Regions from separate parts of the Homo sapiens genome. Here region 2 is linked to region 1. The links are chromatin loops, found by intact Hi-C in ENCODE. Cell type or tissue: breast epithelium. All regions are shown on one strand. Each heading gives the region's core, and the rest is flanking DNA. Links, peaks and the distances in the headings are about the cores only.

Evidence for each region. A loop is a pair of places that touch in the nucleus more often than their neighbours do. Peaks named below come from ENCODE experiments on the same cell type or tissue, not always from the same donor. Only the 100,000 strongest peaks of a DNase experiment are listed, where the experiment ranks them.
Region 2: a loop joins it to region 1, with 8 times the contacts of the local background. A loop is called at or near these places in 1 of 110 quality-filtered maps.

The regions. Positions count from the first base shown.
Region 1 is chr20:13,775,120-13,780,506 of GRCh38, reverse strand. It overlaps ESF1 (ESF1 nucleolar pre-rRNA processing protein), which reads left to right. Exons shown (of 14, transcript NM_001276380.2): 3 at 4,237-4,634; 4 at 5,237-5,350. Among named protein-coding and RNA genes, the nearest start is that of ESF1, 7.1 kb to the left of the region's middle. In breast epithelium, for the core only: no CTCF peak of the experiment used is centred there; no DNase peak of the experiment used is centred there.
Region 2 is chr20:13,669,115-13,674,501 of GRCh38, reverse strand. No RefSeq gene overlaps it. Among named protein-coding and RNA genes, the nearest start is that of TASP1, 33 kb to the right of the region's middle. In breast epithelium, for the core only: no CTCF peak of the experiment used is centred there; a DNase peak (open chromatin) is centred at 2,311; H3K27ac peaks cover 2,021 bases.

The DNA of each region.
Region 1 (5,387 bases), core at 112-5,111:
TTTTACATTTGTAGTGGAACCAGGCAGCAGACCTCTTGAGGTGTGGGAAGAAAGGATAGGAATCCGGTTACTAAAATTGAAGAATAAGATTGGAGTGGGACCGGCAGCAAAGTTGATTTGACACTGAATTAGTGAGGTAAGTTAGTCTAGCATCCACTTCATTTGGGGCACTGAATTAATATAACATAGCTATATAATCCTTTAGATTGATTTTACAGACTTTTTTACATATCTTTTCTCATTTAATTTTCTTAGTTACCTTGAGCAATAAGACTGTATCAGCGAACAAGATTAAAGTGACTTATGTAAGGACATGCAGACCTGGAACTGCAACTCAAGTCTTCTGACTCCTTCTACCCCACCACATTGCTTGCAGTAATTTTGTTGGTTCCACAGTCTAGGAAAGGCATTACTCATAAATAAGGATTACACGGCTCCATATATAATCTTCTGTTCATTATCCATTCATCAGTTATTACAGCAATTACTGTGTGCAAGGGCCTTTTTAAGTGCTGTGAAGTAAAGGTGATGTGAGGACTTGCAGTGTGATATTTGTCATCATGAAATGTTCATGCCCAGCACTTGCACTCCTCAGAATCTATTTTACATAAATAATTGGATGTGTGCAAAGAATGTGCATTGCAGCATTATTTTTAAAATAAAACGGTAACTGGCTGGGCACAGTGGCTCACCTTTATAATCCCAGCACTTTGGGAGACCGAGGCGGGTGGATTGCTTGAGGTCAGGAGTTTGAGACCAGCCTAGCCAACATGGCAAAACCCGGTCTCTACTAAAAATACAAAAATTAGCTGGGCATAGTGGTGCACACCTGTAATCCCAGCTACTTGGGAGGCTGAGGCACGAGAATCACTTGAACCCAGGAGGTAGAGGTTGCAGTGAGCCAAGATCGTGCCACTGCACTCCAGCCTGGGCAACAGAGCAAGACCTTGTCTCAAAAAATGAAAATAGAAATTAAAATGGTAACAAATCATTAAGAGATTAATTAAATATATGCAAACATCTGTGATCTATGAAGTTTTAAAAATAGGTTCCAAAATAACGATATGACCAGTTATTTTAAACAAATTAGTATTTAAATTAAAGAAAAGAAATTTAGGGATATGGTTGTATACTAAAATAACCAGTTATCTTTGAATGAAAAATTACTGCTAGTCACCTTTGTTTTATTTATTAACCATATTTTCCTAACTTTTTTTGGTTTGTAATGATCATTCATTATGTTTATAATTGGGGGAAAATGGTAAAGCAGTTTTTTTGGTTTTTTTTTGTTTTTTGTTTGAAGTAGCTGGATAAGTAGTAATGTTTACAGTCACTACTAGAGCAATACTGTCTAGGAATAGAGACATTTATATTTGTGTAACCCCACATTATCTTGCACAAGGCTGTGTACATTGTGGGCTCTAAGCAGATACTTTTTGGGGTTTTTTATTTTTATTTTTGGAGACAGGGTCTCGCTCTGCTGCCCAGGCTGGAGTGCAGTGGTGCAATCACAGCTCACTGCAGCCGCAACTTCCTGGGCCCAGGTGATTCTCCCACCTCAGCCTTCCGAGTCACTGGGACCACAGGTGCACCCCACCATGCCTAGCTAATTTTTGTATTTTTGTAGAGACAAAGAGTTTTGCCATGTTGCCCAGGCTTGTCTCAAACTCCTGGGCTCAAGATCCTCCCATCTTGGCCTCCTAATATGATGGGATTACAGGCGTGAGCAGCTGTGCTCGGCTGCAGATACTTATTGAATGAATAAATACTCTGAATGCAGTTGATATTGTTAAAAACATTGAAATGGAAGACCTCTTTAAGTCTCTTATGCAACACTTTATTATTATATAACCCAAAGTGTGGTATGTGTACCATTGTCATAAGTGAGAAGATTTTTGATGATACTCAAACTTCTAAAATATTAATAGTTATGTACTGTGTCAACATCTTAGAAAACAATGTAATTACCCTATCACTTCTGTGACTTTAGGAATATTGTTTAGAGCAAAACTAACTTTTAAAAAATTCAATTTAATAAAAAAATGATATTCAAAAATCATGAAAATGGTATAATGACTGACAGTTGAGAAATATTGCAATACTAGATAGACTGGGTCTGTAAGATGTTATTTCTAAGCTTGTTGCTTAAAAGTAAATTCTGCTTACCTCATAGTAACTTTCAATGTTGTGTTTTTCAGATCTCATATATAGAACCTGTGACAATGCTTTCATTTTGGCGCTTTTCACTTCTATTGGCTAGTTATTTTTATTAATCCCTGCTTCGTTGTGGTGGTAACATAAAAGCCCATTTCCTGCTTTTCCTTCTAACAAGATGCCTTTTCATTCAGTTAGTCTCAAGTCAAGTTGTATCTTTGTGAAGCCTTTTTATAAATACCTCTCTGCAGGCAAATTTAGATGTCTCTCACTGTATGGTGATTGAGAACATAGATTTATAAATCAGTAAATGGTTACCTTTTATTTATGAATCCATCAAGAGCATGAGATCGTGTTACAAATCTTCTCTCTTTTCCCTTATCCTAGCTCAATTCTTTGTATGTAGTAGATACTCAGTAAATATTTGGTCAGTGAATAACTATTATAAGATTATAGGACCAAGAGAAAATTAGTTCCAATTTCATTCTAAATCTTGAACTTTTAAATTTGCTTTTAATTTTCCAAACTTAGAGCCTGTAAGCAGAAAATAAGCTCCAACTTAAAGATGAGTAAAACACGTAAGATATATCTACACACCAAGTAGATAGAAGCCTGTGATTGCTTTAGAAGTAGGAAATGAGCCCTTTCAGAGTTGTGAGGACTAAAATTTCCATCTTAAGCAAAAACAGTCTTTCAATCTTGGTGTATTGCTAATCATGACAGTTGATTACAAAGTTCAAGACCTGGCAGAAAAAGTATAAATATTATTTCTCTGTCTTTATAGGTGATCTCATCCACATCACAGCTTCTGTTGTCAACTGCGTATGAATGAGTCACTGATCTCCAACCCAGACTTCTCTGAGCTGTACACTCTTATTATTGATACTTTCTTTTAGATGACTGAGTGGCACTTCGTATTCAACATATTCAAAACTGAACTCATGATTTCCCTCCACCAAACAAACTAGTTCATTTCCAGTGTTCCCTTTTCATCTTTCCATCTTCTTAGCTAACTAGCTCTGAAAGCTAAGAAGCTATGACTCATCTTTGACACTTCCAAAACTCCCAGTCCCCGTGTCAAATCTCCAGTCGGTAATTATTGGTTTCACTTCCTGACTGACTCTGAAATCCATGTACATCTCTGCATACATACTGCCACCCAACTTAGTGCTACCTTCATTTCTTGCTTTTTGTACTGTACTACCTTTACTATATTCACATCTGTTCTTTACTTTCCCAAGTCAGTTTTCTACAGTATAGTCAAGGTGATCTCCTCAATATGCAAGTCTGAGGATGACAATATCCAAAAGAAGATGACATCCTCTTTTTTGAAAACAGCAGTGTCTTCCCATTGCTTTTATGAAAAAGTCCAAGCTCTCTATATGGTTTTTTGATAGCTTGGCCTCTACTTAACTCTTCATTTCCATTTGTTACTTGATTCTGTGCTATCTGTGATCTGGACATGATGGTTGGCTTTTTCCTATTGGCAGATTTTTACAGGTACCTTCCTTGCTCTTTCAAACAAATTTCCATCTATTAGTCTAACTTTGACTATTTAACTCCTGTTCATCCTTCAAGTAACAGCTCAGTTATCACTCACTTAGGGACCCCATTAAATCCCCTTAGAAAACATTCTTTCTGGGATATCTTAGTTGTGATTTTAACTTTTCCTATATATTGATTTTATTTGATATCCATGTATTCTTTTCACTCAGCTAGAAGTTTCACTGAGAGCACTGTTTGCTTCTCTTTTACCAACTGTTGTATATTGAGCACTTAGCACGTAGCAGGCACACTGTTAAGTATTGAATGAATGTCTGGATCTACTTGCGTGATGTGAGCATGTGTTAGGATTTCCATTAAATAACTTGGTTAAGTGTATTTTCCTTTACTCTGTTTCATAGAAGTTATGGTTAGGATTTCTATCATAAAAATTGACTAAGCATTTACTGAATATATATTTGTCTTTACTGTGTTTCATAGAAATTATATTTTTACTGGAGTTGATGTCAAGATAATTTGGATTCAGTTTAATTCAGCATATATCTTTTCTTAATTTCTTTCCCCTTTAACATTTTGCAGTGGTTCAACTCATAATGACAAGAGACAGTGATGGTTATGAAAACTCAACAGATGGTGAAATGTGTGACAAAGATGCTCTGGAGGAAGATTCAGAAAGCGTTAGTGAAATAGGAAGTGATGAGGAATCTGAAAATGAAATTACAAGTGTTGGTAGAGCTTCAGGTGATGACGATGGAAGTGAAGATGATGAAGAGGAGGATGAAGATGAAGAGGAGGATGAAGATGAGGATAGTGAGGATGATGATAAAAGTGACAGTGGCCCTGATCTTGCAAGGGGTAAAGGAAATATAGAAACTAGTTCTGAAGATGAAGATGATACGGCAGATTTGTTTCCAGAAGAATCTGGTTTTGAGCATGCTTGGAGAGAATTAGATAAAGATGCTCCTCGTGCTGATGAGGTAACCTTTTGAATAAACAAGATTATTTGTGAAAAACACAGTACAAGCAGCTTTTATGGCTGGTAGAACTGATGTCATTAAGTGGGAAAAGCTTATTGGTAATAGTATTCTTTATGATTCTGATTAAAATTTGATATGGAATATAATTATATGAACTAGAAGACGTCCAAGCAGATAAGAAGAGGCTCTACATAAATAATTAAAAGTTGCATGAAATTTTTAATACTTGTTTTAGCTAGTAGTTTGTATTTCTGTTTGTACGGCACCCAAAAGAAATGTTGCAGGGTAACATACTCAACTTCCTTACTCATGCATGCATGGCAAAATAGCTGAACAAACTTGGTGGTTAAAAAATCAGCTCATGATCATGTTCTGATTTAAGAATTAAGAACCAAGTAAGAGAAAGTACTTACCTGTTATGGTTTTACTATTGTTTGGCTCATTTGAAGTTCTCTTTTATATACTGAATTACGCTTAGATAACTCCTGTACTATTAATTTCAGAGCATAGGGGACAGAAGGCATTACATTTTTAGAATCTTTATTTTTCAAGTATTGAGAATGATATGGATTATGTACTATTTAATTCTTCTCATTTCTCAGATTACACGTCGATTAGCAGTTTGTAACATGGACTGGGATAGATTAAAGGCAAAAGATTTGCTGGCTCTGTTCAATTCATTTAAACCCAAAGGAGGTGTAATATTTTCCGTCAAGGTGAGAATTGATTTCATTTTGAAATAAATATTTCTAG
Region 2 (5,387 bases), core at 308-5,307, 110 kb after region 1:
AGGTCTAAATGCCCACCAAAGACAGTGTTATACTAAAGCAATACAGACCACCTTCTCCCAGTTTTCATGCCTAATTTCTTCCAGACTGTGTTCTTTCTGACCTTCCTGCTGAGTCCATCTTAGCATTGAGCATCCATTGGAACACATGGGCACAGAATCTCCTGCCCCATATATACACTTCTCTGCAATTCCACCACTAAGGATTCTAGCCTGTGGGGACATAGTTAATTGTCTACATATGTATTAGTCCATTTTCATGCTGCTGATAAAGACATACCGGAGACTGGGCAATTTACAAAAGAGAAAGGTTTAATGGACTTATAGTTCCACATGGCTGGGGAGGCCTCACAATCATGGTGGAAGGTGAAAGGCATATCTCACATGGCAGCAGACAAGAGGAGAGAGCTTGTGCAGGGAAACTCCCTTTTTTAAAACCATTAGATCTCAGCCGGGCACGGTGGCTCACACCTGTAATCCCAGCACTTTGGGAGGCCGGGGTGGGCAGATCACAAGGTCAGGAGATTGAGACCATCCTGGCTAACATGGTGAAAGCCCATCTCTACTAAAAATACAAAAAATTAGCCGGGCGTGGTGGCGGGTGCCTGTAGTCCCAGCTACTCGGGAGGCTGAGGCAGGAGAATGATGTGAACCCAGGAGGCAGAGCTTGCAGTGAGCCGAGATCGCACCACTGAACTCCAGCCTGGGTGACAGAGCGAGACTCCATCTCAAAAAATAAAAAAAAAAAACAAAACCATTAGATGTCATGAGACTTATTCACTATCATGAGAGCAACATGGGAAAGACTCACCCCCATGATTTAATTACCTCTCACTGGGTCTCTCTCACAACATGTGGGAATTCAAGATGAGATTTGCGTGGGGACACAGCCAAACCATATCAATATAGCATCCATTTCTCCTTTTCGCTTCCTAACAGCACCCCATATGTGATTTGGGTGACAGTGGTTCTATTCTTGGCTCAGGAGAGCAGGTGGTTTAAGGCAATTACTGCATTTCATCTGGGGGCCCTAGTGACTGGGTTATGATGTTCTGGATGTGGATGAGAGGGCATGTTACCCCAGTTTTATTGATAACCACCTTGTGACCATATAGAAAGCCATCCCTGAGGTGAAGCCAACACTGTGGCAGGTAAAGTTAAGGTTGAAAGACTTAGGGGGACCTGGGTCAACATTTGCCTGAAGTTCAACTTACCGCCAGATTTCTCAGTTATGTATGCCAATAAATCTTCTTTGTGGCTTAAGCCATTTGAGTTCATTTTTCTGGGTTTTTTTTTTTGTAATTGATTGCACACTACTTGATTGCTTTGAAAAGGATAACTACATTTCAGACTCATATAGGCCTCAAAAGATCAGTGGCATGAGGCCTCATTTTTCAGTATGTTCCTAAACTATAGAAGAAATAAGTATTTATTTGGCATAATTTCACTATTTTTCCCCTGAGCATACATTTTCTCACAAGTGTAGAACCTCAATACCCTTCCAGAAATCTGGTCAGAGGTGTGTGAGAGGTCATTTTCTAAGAAGAGATATCTCAAACTGAAAGATAGTCTACAAAATAACTGGCCCGAAATAACTGACTTTTAGAAGTGCCAAGGTCATGAAAAATGAAGGATTGAGTAATAGCCCTAAATTAAAGCGTCTAAAGAGACATAACAACTGAATGCAACACGTGATACTCAATGGGATCTGGGACCAGAAAAGGGAGATTAGCAGGACAACTAGTGAAATTGGAATAAAGTTTATCACTTAGGTAATAGTAATGAATCAATTAATGTTAATTTTCTGATTTTGGTAACTGATTAACTAGTTACATAAGTTGTTAACTTTGGGGGAGCTTGGTGAAGGCTGTACGAGCATCTTGGTACTATTTTTGTGATTTTTTGAGAGTTGGAAATTCAATTGAAAAATAAAGTACAGGGTTAGAGCGGCCCTTTTTTAATGCATTGATTAGAATTTCCACTGCTATGATATCTTACAAATACAGAGAGAATGTGGGTCTCTAAGACTTCTCTGGCAATCCATTCATTAGCAAGACTCAGAATTCACAGGTCTGCCCTGGAAGACACTAAGCTGAAGGCAAATCTATATTTTTCATGCCTTATTAAGGAGATCTGACTTGGTCTTGGAAGAATGCAAAAAATGTTTTGTTATGGGAGTAAGACATATGTCAATCCAGAAAATTTTTTAAGAGCAGGCAATTTTTCAAATAAGACTTTTAGTCTCAGATTAGAGAGGAAAAGGATTTGGCAGAGAAACGCTGAGGAGACTCATCTGAGTGGGTTGTTTTGGCAGCCATGAGTGAGTTGTAAGCCAGCATTTAGAATGGGTGAGTCTGGAAAGTAGATTTGGTGGAAAAAGAGGATGATTCATTCACCAATAATAATAGTAATAAATACTGCTGACAAGGTACTTTTAATTAGCAAATGGAAAATAAGCTCAAGACACATACACCAAGTCCCTTAGAAGTGAGGTCAGAACAAATTCTCTTCAAAAAATGGGAACATTTGTAGTAGCTCCTGTTCCTGGAATTTATTGACAGGTTTTTTTTTTTTTTGCAATGTGGGAGATATGTTCTCCTCTCTTTCAGAGGAAATCCAATTGCTTCCCCATTGAGTTAATATGAAGATTATTCTGGAATGTATCAAAAGAGCACTGCACAGTATATTTCTTTCTTTCTCCAAGTACAAAGAAGTATCCGAAGTTTTATTTTTCAGAATCATTAGCTGATTCATATTCTGTAATCGGAAAAAGAGGCCAGAACAAAATTCTGGGAAGTGAGCTCAATCAAAACCCTTAATTTGGAAACTTGTTTGGAGAATTTCCTGCCCCAGAAAGAGCCATTGCCTGGGGTGGAGGGGATGTCACTCTCAGGACACTGGGGGAGAAGGGTTAAAGTTCTGTCCATAAAACCTTGAATTTCTTAATCAGAAGTGAGGCATCCTATCTTCCATAGGATCATTTCTGATTACCTTTTTCTACCTTCTAACAACAAATTCCCTAAAATTTCCTCTTCTATTCCTTTTGTTATCTCCCTTTTTTCTTTGTCATCTTCAGCCTTCTTTGATCCCATCTGTAGAGTTTCATTTTGTATGATTCTAAGGAATAAGATGTTGGGAAAAGAAAGAAAAGAAAAGAAGAAAGAAGAAGGAGGAAGAGGAGGAGAAGGAAGAAAGGAAAGAAGGAAGGAAGGAAAGAGACAGCAGACAATAAGCATTAAAAGTCTTCCTTCCCTTGAGGCTTTGTAGATCCTCCAACTCCAGCTTCAGGTCCCATCCAGAGTTTGGTATAACCACAAAAAATCATTATCATTTGATCATTCTCCTGTGAGCCAATGCTGATTTCCAACCTGTTTCCACCCATTGGTCCTTCTTTTATACCCTGGAGGACCTGGGGCTGATTGGATTATTGTTTCTGATTCTTCACTGTTTAAAATAGAATTTTTTGCCAAGTAACTTTCCAATGCCTCTCAGCAAAATATAGGCAGGAACTTCTGCTTTAAGGTCTGACATGTTAGGATCTTAGAAGTCACCACTCTGTCCCAACAGCAAGTAAAAAGCTGAACAGAATGAAAAATCAATAACTCTTCATAGATATATCAGAAAAGTGAGGTCACAGGGCAAGCAGCTGCCCCCAGAACTGAGGAGATAGATAGGCAGATACGGAGAATCACAATTTACAGGGGCAGAAAACTTAGCTGGCACCAGTACTAGGATGGGAAAATCTGAACTGTAATTGATGAATTGCTGGAGGCTCAGTGTGGACAACTCTGAGATTCCAGGGTCCCCCGGAGTTTAACAGGGTGGGGGACTCACAGTTTTGTGAGGGGGCGGGGGACCCATGGTTTTGTGAGTTTTATCTACTGAGTCTCTACAAGGTGTGAATCTTAGAGAAAAAACCCCTTGTGCTTCTGGCAGGTGGAGGAGAATAGAAACCATTTTAAAATACACCAGAGAATTCTGTTCTTTCTAAACAGGCCTGCTCTCAAAATAAATGATTTTATTAGAGTTCAACCTTCTGGGGCTTCATCAGAGCCTAATCTACCTGAGACAGGGGAAATACCCAGCTTCAGCTAGCTCCAGCCATCCTGTCCCACCTAAGGGGGGAGGGGTCCTGAGAAGCACTGTTGAAGTTCACAGTCTGGGGCACAGGCTCACCACAAGACTGAGACCTAATCAAAGGATATAGAGCTTCCCCTCCCCCAACAACTCATCACATTAGTAAAGTTCCATTTATTGCAGTTCTTCTTAACCAGTGCATCATATTTACCTTTCAACAAAAAATTACAAGACATACTAAAAAACAAAAACACAGTTTGAAGAGACTGAATATCAGAACCAGAATCTGATATGGCAGAATTTTAGAATTATCAGACTGGGAATTGTTAAAACACTGATGAATATGCTAAGGGCTCTAATGGAAAAAGTAGACAACATACAAGAACAGATGGATAATGTAAGCAGAAAGATGAAAATTCTAAGAAAGAATAAAAAAAACTTCTAGGCCAGGCGAGGTGGCTCATGCCTGTAATTCCAGCACTTTGGGAGGCTGAGGCAGGTGGATCACCTGAGGTCAGGGGTTCGAGACCAGCCTGGCTAACATGGTGAAACCCCATTTCCACTAAAAACACAAAAAATTAGCTGGATGTGGTGGCACATGCCTGTAATCCTAGCTACTCAGGAGGCTGAGGCAGGAGAATCGCTTGAACCCGGGAGACAGAGGTTGCAGTGAGCCAAGAGATTGTTCCATTGCACTCCAGCTTGGGCAACAAGAGTGAAACCCCAAACTCTTGAAAAGAACTTCTACATATCAAAAGCACTAAAACAGAAATGAAGAATACCTTTGATGGGCTCATTAGTAGACTGGACGTGGCTGAGGTAATAATCTGTAACATTGAGAATATCTGAGTAGAAACCTCCAAAACTAAAAAGCAAACAGAAAAAAGACTGGAAAACAAACAAACAAACAAACAAACAAACACAGAACAGAATATCTGAGAACTGTGGGGCTACTACAAGTGATGCAACATACATGTAATGGGAATACCAGAAGAAGAAAAAAGAAAAAGGAATAGACACAATATTTGAAGCAATAATCACTGAGAATTTTCCTAAACTTACGCCAGACACCAAACCACAGATTGAGGGATCTCAGAGAACACCTAGCAGGATAAAAGCCCCTCCCATCCCCCCCCCAAAAAAAAGAAAGAAAAAGAAAACAAAAACCAAGAAAACCCCTATACCTAGGAATATCATATTCAAACTTTAGAAAATCAAATATACAGGAAAAATCTTGAAAGATGCCAGAGGAAAAAACACATTTTACCCACAAAGAAGCAAAGATAAGAATTACATCTGACGTCTAAGAAACC